2 separate regions of the Mus musculus genome follow, and region 1 is linked to region 2. Evidence: chromatin loops called from intact Hi-C (ENCODE). Cell type or tissue: gastrocnemius. All regions are shown on one strand. Links, peaks and the distances in the headings refer to the core of each region. The heading gives the core; the rest is flanking DNA.

Region 1 (5,383 bases), core at 155-5,154, 120 kb after region 2:
AGTTCCAGAACCTAAAACACAGAACCTCTGACTTGAAATCTGAAGCCATCTTGATCCCATCTAAGGATGCGCATGTGGACATCTGAAGAAGCTCCCAGAACATGTACCAAACCAGAAAGATTTATTTCCTTCATTTAAAGATTCAGAGGAGAGCACTGAGAACTGACCCAGAATCACTGGGAAGTGATGTCACTGTTCTAGCTAGCCCACGCCCCATGGTCATTATTTTAAAAGTGATGAGACCATCCATGCAAGCTGGGGCTGGAGCTGTGCCCCTGTCAACATCTGATGTGTGGGCAGGCCCCTAGGGGCCATATGCTGATGCAGTGGGTAGGAAAGGAGTCACCTTCCGGGAGGTTGGTGTGCCTGGCTGGAGTCAGAGGCAGGGCACTGGGGATGGTCAATGGACTGCTGGGTTTTCTTGGTTCTCTGGCTTTGCCCTGCAGCCACTGACAGGTTAAAGTAGATTTTAGGATCTGCAGCTGAGATTCTGGGCATGCACCCTCCCCTACTCCCATCCTGCCTTGCTACCACATTTGTCCCACATATCCCAAGGAGATGAGCTGACAGTTAGATGTCATGAGAAATAAACACAAGGCTCCTTGACAGAACTGGGGCTTGGGCAGATAAACTGCGCCATGTGACATGCCACTATGCCCAATGTCACGATGTATGAAAGTGAGTGTGACGGGTTGACCTCACAATGTCTCCCTTCCTCCTACCTTCCTGCCTCTCCTCAGACCCATGTTCTTTAGCTTTTCCCAACAGGAGGCAGATTCTACATCTCTTCTTTCTAGGAGCTGGCCTTGCTTCAGCCAGAAGGGAAAAGAAGGAAGAAACTGTATCAGTCACTTTTCGTTGCCATGATAAACCACCATGATAAAAAGCAACTTGTGGATAAAAAGGGTTTATCTTGGTTTACAGTTCCAGGGGGACACAGTTCATCACAGTGGGGAAGCATGACAGCTAGCAGCTGGCATGGCAGCTGGAAAAGAGACCCTGAGAGTTCCATGTCTCCAACACAAATGTGGAGTAAAGGACAAAGGCAAAGGCTAGGCTTTAACCTCTCGAAGCCCTCCTCTAGGGACATACTTCCTTTATCAGGGCTACTCTTCCTAAATCTCCCCAAACAGAGCGACCACTGGAGACCAAGTGTTCAGATGCCTGAGTCTATGGGGGGTGGGGCAGTTCTAATTTAAACCAAATGAAAGGAAAGAAGAAATGTATCATTAAGTTGGGAGGTGCCTCAGAGAGACAATGCAAGCTGCTTCTTCCTCACAGAACTATATCAATAACCATTGGGACAACTCTAGGCTGATATAATGGTAACGAGAGACATGTGGTCCAATCAACCCTCTTCCCCTCAGTAGACAGCTGACTCTAAGGCCAGACATGTAGATGTTCCAGACCAACCAGCTTCCAGCCGTCTGCCAACTAAATGTAGACCTAAGAATTCATCAGGAACCAAAAGCCCTGTCTATAGCAGTTAATCCAGCTAGCTGGTCCACAGGCTGAAGACATATGGTTGTTTAAACCACTGGCCTGGGGCATGCTTTGTTACACAGCAATAGCATGTATTGAGAAGAAATGTTGAGAAGGCCTTGCAGAGGAGAGGATGATGCCCAGAGAAGACCAGGAAGAAAAAAATGGGTTGTTGAGTGGCTGGTTAGAGAAAACGGAACATATATAGCATGGAGGAATGGGGAAGAGAAAATATGCTCCAAAGGGCGTCACTAAAATATAAATTGAAAGGGGGACATACTTGAGCCAGACTCTGGAGAGAAGGAAGCTACCCAGTCATGAGATGCTTCCCTGTTGATCCCCAGACCTCTGACTGAATAGCCTCAATTTATCACAGATAATTAACAGTATCAAAAGAGGCAAAGTCAATGCATTTGCCTCATGCTAAGGAGTGAAATAGTTCAAACATGAGAGGCCATGGTGGGGATGTCAACTATCATGCAAGTTTCCTCTCTGGCTCTGATTAAAAAAAAAAAAAACTATGGTTAGTGCAGACCCCTCAAGAACATTCCCATGACAGAATGAGGATGAAGGCCCAACAAGATGGGAAAATGAGAAAGATGTTCCAAAGCGAGATGAAATGAAAGCCTGTTTCCCAGGACTGACTGATTGATTGATTTTGGAGAGGCGCAGTGGTTTTTTGAGACAATGTCTCTCTATACCACATACCACATCTCATGTGGCTGGAAAGAGCAGAGGCATTCAGAGAACAGTGGTGATTCCAGCTGCCTCTTCTACCATCTGTGAATTAAATCCAACATAAAGCCCTGTCTCCTAAGAGACAGTCATTGATGCAAAGTAGTGAGGCTTCTGAAGCCTGAGACAAAGTGAAAGGACTGTGTGTGGCCGTGGATGAAGGTTGATGAGACACCTAGGGAACAGCTCTCGGGCCAACTCTGCAGAAGGACTCCATGACTCTGACACTAGGCAGCCAGCGCCCCAGCACGCCACAGCCTAATCCTCACTTGGCTAACCCTCAGAGCAGAGTCACTGCAGGCTGGCCCCAGCCCTCACTCCCAGACATATCCAGGCTTGGCCCACTCAGAGGCAATCACTGAAGTTGGCCCAGATGGTCAGATCAAGTGTCTGCCTGAATTCCTACTGAGCTAGCTTTATCGCATTCCAGTTATCTGTGCTGGTAACTGGATCAAATATACTCTTCCTGGCAGCACAAATCAATGGATAAAGGAAAGATTGTTCGATACAATTGTGCTGGGCTAACAGGTTAGTAATTGAAGGGATAATGGAGTTAGCGTATCTCCTTGCACCAGGAGCTGAAAGGAATTCCAGACAGGTCAAAGAGCTTAAAAAATCAACTCATGGATCATCAGGTAGCTCTAGAATTTTCCTTGGTACAGAGATCAAGATGCAACTACCTGATAGACTGGGCTACATGAAAATACTTCACATACCATATTTTATTTTTTAGGTGAAAAATGAAGAGAGAACTTTACAAATTCACAGGCATTGTGGACATTATGAGAAAAAATGAGCAGCTCATAAGTAAACATATAAGATGAGAGGACTTGAAAATTATTTTCAACCTTACCAGTGGTAAATAAATACAACTATGAGTTTGCAAACAATAAATAAATGTAGCTGTGATTTTCACACACTAAAATTAATTTTTAGCTTTAGGAATATTGATTGTTGGTGAGCCTGGCATTGTTATAAGCAGTGATGGTGTAGATTTTACTAAATCTTTGGAGATGCCTTGAAAGAAGAATCAGAAGTAGTCAAGCACTTTGGCCCATTGCATTCCATGTTTAGGAATCTTTCCTGTGCAAAGCTATCAAAATTGAGGGTAACACTACATAACATTCTTTAATTTCTTAATAATAATAAAAAAAGATTTAGCAAGGAATTTGATACCCTTTAAAGAGCAATAAAACTGATTATTTTTAAAATTGAGACAACCCAAAACCACATGTGTGCAAGTTAAAGTTACATTTATTCATTTTGTTTTTTTGTTTTTTGTGTTTTGATTTTTGGTTTTTGTGGGGTTTTTTTGGGGAGGGGGGGTTTGAGACAGGATTTCTCTGTATAGCCCTGGCTCTCCTGGAACTCACTTTGTAGACCAGGCTGGCCTCGAACTCAGAAATCCGCCTGTCTCTGCCTCCCAAGAGCTGGGATTAAAGGCATGTCCCATCACGCCCGGCTACATTTATTCATTATAAAGACACCTAATAATACCAAAAAATTATTCATCCAGACTCCTATCATGGGTTTTAGGTGACAATGCTAGAGTTGTGTTTTATGTGATTTCCAATTAATAAATTGTGCTGGTTAGTTTGTCAACTTGACACAAACCTAAACATATGTGGGAGAAGGCAGCTCAATTGAGAAAATGCCTCCACCAGATTTCTTATAGACAGGACTATAGGGCATTTTCCTGATTAAAAATTAATGTGGGAGAGCCAAGACAACATGGAGTGGTCCCATCTCTGAGCATGTGGTTCTAAGTTGGGTAAGAAAGTAGTCTGAGCAAGCCCTGGGGAGCAAGGCAGTGAGCAGCATTCATGCCTGGCCTCTGCTTCAGTTTCTACCTCGAATTCCTGCCTCAAGTTCCTGCCCTGACTTCCCTCAGGGATGGACTGACTTGGAGTTATAAACTGAAACAAACCCTTCCCTCCCCAAGGTGCTTTTGGTCATGGTGTTTTATCATGGCAATCGATCCTAAACAGTACATAAATGTAGTTATCAGGTGGTATTTATATATATATTATATATTATATCTTATATCTTATATCTTATATCTTATATCTTTTATATCTTATATCTTATATCTTATATCTTATATCTTATATCTTATATCTTATATCTTATATCTTATATCTTATATCTTATATCTTATATATTATATATTATATATTATATATTATATATAGAAACCTGTTAAACACAGATACATATGCAACATTCATATTATTTTAAGAAAATTGATCATATGCTTTCCCAGTCACCTTGCTCCCAGTTATGCCTTCTTCCTTCAAAAACGTAAATTGGACTGATTCAGTACAGTACCCAGAGGACATCCCTAAATGTTAGTGTAACGAGCAAATAGACAAGTTATGTAGAGAAGTGAATGGCTTCATTAATGAATGAAGAAATACATAAATAACCGGGCATTTTCTTTCTAAACAGTGGCTTAAAACCTGGAAACAGCTGGGTGTGGTAGTGCACACCTTTAATCCCAGCATTCAATAGGCAGATGCAGGCAGATCTCTGGGAGTTCCAGGCTAGCCTGGTCTACAAAGCCAATTCCATGACAGGCAGGGCTGTTACACAGAGAAACCCTGTCTCAAAAAACCAACCAACCAACAAACCAACCAACCAACCAACCAACATCTGGAAACACTTTAGCACTGCAGACTTGTTAGTGTTCTTTTACAGTCACAAACAAATCTCCAACCCACTGTGTCCCTTCTGCTCATGGGGACCCTTAATTCACCAGGTTATTTGATCTCTCTTTCCCCAGAGGGCCCATCTGTGATCAGCAGACAAATTCTAATTAGATCTTTTAATGTTTAAATAGCTTCCTCAAGAATAAAGGAACGCTTCTCCCTTTTCTGCCCTCTGTGTGCCTTTTATAAGAATATATTATTCTCATTTGTCTATATGACTGCACCCCACTCGCTTCCACCACTGCCTCAGGGTTGCAAGATGGAAGAGGTAATCGCTTGGTTTTGTGCCCTCCCTGTCTGGTGTGGAGTGGATGGTTAATAAATACCTTTAGCAAACTCACTACCTCATGGTTTTAGCTATCTCCCTGACACCAACTCCAGGCTTTCAAACTCATCTAGTTCTTTTCAGTCAACAGGTCAGGCTGTTAAATTCGTGGATGGCTTATCACACCCCGACG
Region 2 (5,383 bases), core at 211-5,210:
GTTGGGGCTGAGAAAATCCCCTAGCCTAGGAGAGAGGCATTGTTTCAGTCTCCTTTTCAACACTGCTCGGCAGGCCGTCTGCATGCCTCTTGTCAACAGTTCCCATGTTCTGCAGCGGCTCCTCCAGCCATCATCGCTCTCTGCAGGCCCACTCCTGGATTCTCAGCCCATGACCTCACTCTCCAGTTCAGAAAGAAACTGCCTCAACTTCCTGTCCTTGCTCTCCTTTTGTTAAAGCCAGCCCTTCTCCCAACCTGCACTCTGTTCCCACCTGGCTTCTGGAGCCCTGTCCTCTCAGCATGGCACTGACTTTCTCTCTACCTCTATTCCTTCACCAAATCTCCATTTAGCTATTCTCTTAAAGTTCCACTTTCTGACGTCTGCTATGGTGATGAGGATGCCCACCATGGTCTTGAAGACACCTTCACTCACATACGTCCTTTTCTGGCACACCTGGCATTGTGCTTTTTTCTTAATCAGACAGTTTTCTCTGGCCTCTTTCAATTCATTAATTCATTCACGCCTTCACCACTCATTCATCTAAGTAAAGGCAGTAATGGTCACAGGGTCATGGCATTATTTCAGGTTGTTACATTCCAGACATTGTATAGCACTGTTTTGTGTGTTAGCCATGGGTCACAAGTACACAATGACTCCTGGACATGAAGACAATATGGCCTAGGAACCAGTTTAAAAATGCCGTTTTAATGAATTTAAATCACAAAGTGCAATAAATTTCAAAACAAAAGCAGTGAAAAAAAAGTCTTCTTATTAAAACAGAACTTGATTATTTTAGTAGGCCCCTGTGTTACTTTGAGGAGAACTAACATTTCCAAAGGAATGGGCTAGTGGGATACAGCGATGGCTCAGTAGTTAAGAGCACTTGCTCCTCCTACAGAGGACCTGGGTTCAGTTCCCAGCACCTACATAGTGGTTTACAACCATCCATAACTCCAGTTCCAGGGGAACTGACACCTTCTTCCAATCTCTGTGGGCACCTACATGCAAGAAGTGCATATACACATATGCAGGCAAAACACTCATACACATAAAATAAATATTAAGAAAGAAGTGGACTAGAAATATAAAATATATATGAAAGCTTGAAGTCTGAACAGAAAGAAATTGATTGATAACTTTTATATTAACTACATGTTGAAAGGATAATATTTTGAATATGTGTAAAATACTATTGAATTAATTTCTCTCTCTCTTTTAACCTTTTAACATGACTACTAGGAAAGCTATGGCTAGCATTATATTTCTTTTCCTAAAAAAGGACAGGAGGAAGGATTTTATTTGTATTATCTAAAATCGTTCCTAAAATATCATCACAGAACTTTGGCTTTTAGCTTAAGTTTACACATGAGGATGCTGAGACTCCAGGGGTGACGCTGCAGACCAGCAGCTAGTAAGTGCTAGGACTGGACATGATAGACCCAGTACAGTGTGTTGACTGAAAATCCTGTGGATTGGGAGTGAAGGGCAGAAAAAGGAGGGAAGGAACAGCTTGCATCATTCTTGGCCCAACATAGAACTAACTGGACACACGGAAGGCTCTCTGAGTCCTTGTCACGTGAGTGAGAGAGTGAGATAGTGAGTGGTTTAGAGTGGCATCCCCACCTGTGCATAGCGCCCACTGCAGATGGCCCCTCTCCAGTCTGGGACATTGATGCAGTCTGGGTGTCGGACCAGCCAGTTGTCGTCCTTAGTGAGATAGGAGCCAGGGTACTCCGACACAGAGCCGTCCAGATCATGGAACACAGATGTCTTGTCCCCGTCCATGTCCAGCTGGTTGAACCAGGGCCCGGGCTCTCCGAAGAACACTCTGGAAGTAATCTGAACAGAGCCCAGGAAAATAAGCCTGAGGCAGGAGGTGAACGGAAACTGCAGCCGTCATCAGGCCAGGGCAAAGTTTCCAATTTCCGCTGACATTACGAAGCAGCCAGACAGAGGCTGCCCTTGGGCACTAGAGGAAACCGCATGGCTGACCATCTCATGGAGCCCAAAAAACAGTCAGAGTGTCACCATGCCTTAACCCCCAAAACTAGCACACAATTCTGGCTCTGCTCACTGGTTTGTCTGTCGTAGGTGGCCTTAGAGGCTGATCTGCTAGAGGAGGGGCTTAGGATTGGAAGAATTTGAGTGTTCTGTAGAATGGGCTGGTGAAGGGGGAGGTTGTGTGGGTGTTTGTATGAGAAAGTGTATAGGGGGTACCTGTGTGTGAATGTGTGGATGAGCTTTTATGTGTGGTGGGTTTAAGGAGGACAGGTTCACGGTGAAAGCCATTGGATATCTCTGTCACTGACCTCCTACAGGCTCTCGGGTCTGAGAGAAGAAATTCCATAACTTAAGTTTTGTATTGTCACAGTGGCCTTAATCTGTGAGTGAGCAGACAGGCAAAGGCAGTAGCAGGAAGGAGGAGGAAGAACTGAGGAGGAAGAGGGCAAGGAGGAGAGGAGTGGGAGGAGGGAAAGGTTTGGAAGACCACAGTGTTTCTCTCCACAGGCTATATATGTTGTCTGCTGTAGATAATGAGAAGTAGCAGTTCTCACAGGCATCCTTGGACTGCTCTCCTGACCCTCAGCTCCCCACGCTGTCCCCATGTGCAGCCAGGAAAGTCCTGTTTACATCAACTTTCAGGATGAAGTCAAACAATGTCTTCAGAAGACTTCCCTTGGGTACTGCTAGAATTTTGAGATGATCTGTGCCAACTCAGGTAGCCTGGTTCCATCATCCAGCTCATCATTCAGAACCCAGGAGTTCTTCCTGAGGTACAGATGGAAGGCCAGCGGGCACTCACCCAGACTTGACCTCTTGCTGTGATCTGAACTTGTACTCTTCCAGTCTGGGCAGAGAGCAAACTGGGACGTGGCCCAGCCTACTTGGAGGAAGCTATTCCACCCTTGTGGTGATGGCAACAGCTCAATCTCCAAGCCGTGGGGGACAAGTGAGTCATCACTTGAAGCCTGGCTGTGCCAGGAGCCTGTCCTGACACCACACTCACCGGGACATCCTCAAAGGCTATGTTGGTCACATTGTTGTGAGGGCAGCTTTGCCAGGCATTGTTTAGGCGGAAGGCCAAGGCACTGGTGTGCCTGCCCTCGAGGGCCGCGAACTTGCGGAAGGTGCAGTTCTGGATGTTGATGGGGCCATCGTAGAACTGAATTCCTCTAATGGGAAAATTCCTGTGGAGTTAAGGAAGACAGGTGTCAGCTGAGTGCCATGTTGTTTGCTTCTTTGGAGGTGAATGACAAGAAATTTTTCTGGGTGAAGTTATTCCTGATCCCCCACCTCCAGCAACTCCTTCCACTGAAAATCATTAAGTTAATTAATTCACTGGGAAGGCATTTATGGGCACAGTATCAATGATGGATAAATGTCTGTATAGATGGATGATGGATGGTAGGGATACATTGACTGGATAATGTTTGGTAGAGGAATAGATGGTGGATACATGAGTGCATGGATTGGGGTGGATGGATGGGTAGACGGATGCTGGCTGATAGGCAGATGGATGAATGGATGAATAGATGGGGAGTTTGTAGGTAGATGGATGGTAGATGAATAGATGGAGGGTGGCTGGATGAGTAGATGAATGGATGATAGACAGCTAGTTGGCTGAATGACTAGTAAGTTGGTAGATAAATAGATGTCTATCAAGTTGTTGGCTTAGGGATCTGTTTAGGCAGTTTCTCTACTCTTCCCATCAATGTGTCCAGTCACTAGGAAAATACTGTAAATACTTCTAGAGGCTGCCAGTATTTCGTCCCTTGAGGGAGGGGAGCACTGTTAGTCACTATCGTCCTAGTTTTAGTTGCTATAACAGTTTAATCAGATTAAGATCCAGATGCGTTTCCTCTGTAAACCTATCCACAGGCAATGTGCTGGGTTTAGGAAATAGGAACAGAAATACAAAGAATAAGCAATGATTGAAAAGAATTACAGTACAACTTTTAAAACATTGCCAGAGGCAAAGACAGCTTTTGCTAGAAAAGCAAGACCACAGATTGACACAGGGCCCCTGAGAAGGTCTGATACTGGCAAGTAACAGGAAGGAATTGGGAAGAGGTGGAAGCTGGGAGACATGGAGGGACCAGGGAGGAATCAGTGACAGAGCAGGGAGGAGGGGCTCAGTGGTACCTCCTCCACTTACTTGACACTCTTGAGCAGGGTATGTGAAAGGAAGGCCCATGGGGGACTGGTCAGATTGCTTGGTAGCCTTTCCCAGGGCTGGTTACAAATCTAAGCTGGTCATTTTCTATGCCTAACATGTCCTTTTATACCCACGTCTCTGCTTCTGGCTTGGTCCCTTCCCTTCTCTTCCTTGTGGAGCTTAGGGAAGCAAGGGAATGAAGATGAAAAAGAAAGTACATGAAGGCTCTGATCCCAAAGAGAGACTGTCCCCAGCTGTCCCTACTCTTCTATTCAGGCTCCCAGATAATGCATATGGCTCCCAAGAAGTCTCTACTCACCCCCAAATTCCCTGTGTTTCAATATTTTTATATTAGTAAGCAGTGGTACCATCACCTTGGATCTTGGTTCTCATAGGGCCCATCCATGCATTTTTCCAGTTAAAGTGTTCAGGTAGCACATTTTTGCTAGTTCTACATAAACCATATGTTTAAGATCCTAACCTTCCTCAATAAAAACTGCAAGGTCCTTCCTAGGTCTCTTCTCTCAGAAGCATTGCGAGAAACCTGTCTGAGCCTATCAGGAAGTCACCAGAATATCCTGTCCCTGGAGGGTAGTAACCTTCTAGAAAGAAATTCTAGAAATGAAGACTCAGAATCACTTATAAATAAAAGGGTCTTCCATATCTCTTAAAATGGAAGAAAGGGCTTCTTGATAAGTCAAGAAGACCAGGTGAAAGCCTCTGTATGCCTCCAGGTGCACTCAGGTGGAAAGTTTCAGTGTGTATGTTTCTGTCCTGATTATAGCAGCAAAAACTGTTCTTTTCATGAAAAGAAGACTAAACCAATTCTAGGGCCTCAGTGGAACAAGCCTAGCCTCTTGCATGCATGGCCACCTTGAGATGATCTGTCTCTGGTTTAAGAGTCCAATCTGTGTGAGACAAGGCTGCAGGTTTGATTACTTCTGCTCATCCTGATTGCCTCTTTGCTATAATCAGAATTGAAAGACTTCATGTGAGTTGCTAAGTGGACTCAGAATCCATTTTCTGGACACCATGTTTCCCTGAACATCTAATGGTTGTGTGCTCTTTGGAATCTAGTCTACAAGTGTGTTTTGACATCTTTCCTCATTCCAGATTTCATCCTCATTGTGTCTCAACTATTACTGCAGGTTGATAGAGAGCAGAAAAATTCAAAGTCAACAAATAGAAGTCACGCATTAACTTCTTTCTTTTCACAGATATCACTCA

Evidence for each region. A loop is a pair of places that touch in the nucleus more often than their neighbours do. Peaks named below come from ENCODE experiments on the same cell type or tissue, not always from the same donor. Only the 100,000 strongest peaks of a DNase experiment are listed, where the experiment ranks them.
Region 1: a loop joins it to region 2, with 2.5 times the contacts of the local background. A loop is called at or near these places in 2 of 42 quality-filtered maps.

Annotation. Positions count from the first base shown.
Region 1 is chr7:84,066,614-84,071,996 of GRCm38, forward strand. All of the region lies in intron 1 of Cemip (cell migration inducing protein, hyaluronan binding), which reads right to left. Among named protein-coding and RNA genes, the nearest start is that of Cemip, 17 kb to the right of the region's middle. In gastrocnemius, for the core only: no CTCF peak of the experiment used is centred there; a DNase peak (open chromatin) is centred at 2,496; H3K4me3 peaks cover 310 bases.
Region 2 is chr7:83,949,780-83,955,162 of GRCm38, forward strand. Cemip (cell migration inducing protein, hyaluronan binding) reads right to left here. Exons shown (of 29, transcript NM_030728.4): 21 at 3,008-3,188; 22 at 1,624-1,839. Among named protein-coding and RNA genes, the nearest start is that of Gm30440, 18 kb to the right of the region's middle. In gastrocnemius, for the core only: no CTCF peak of the experiment used is centred there; a DNase peak (open chromatin) is centred at 2,906; H3K27ac peaks cover 2,073 bases.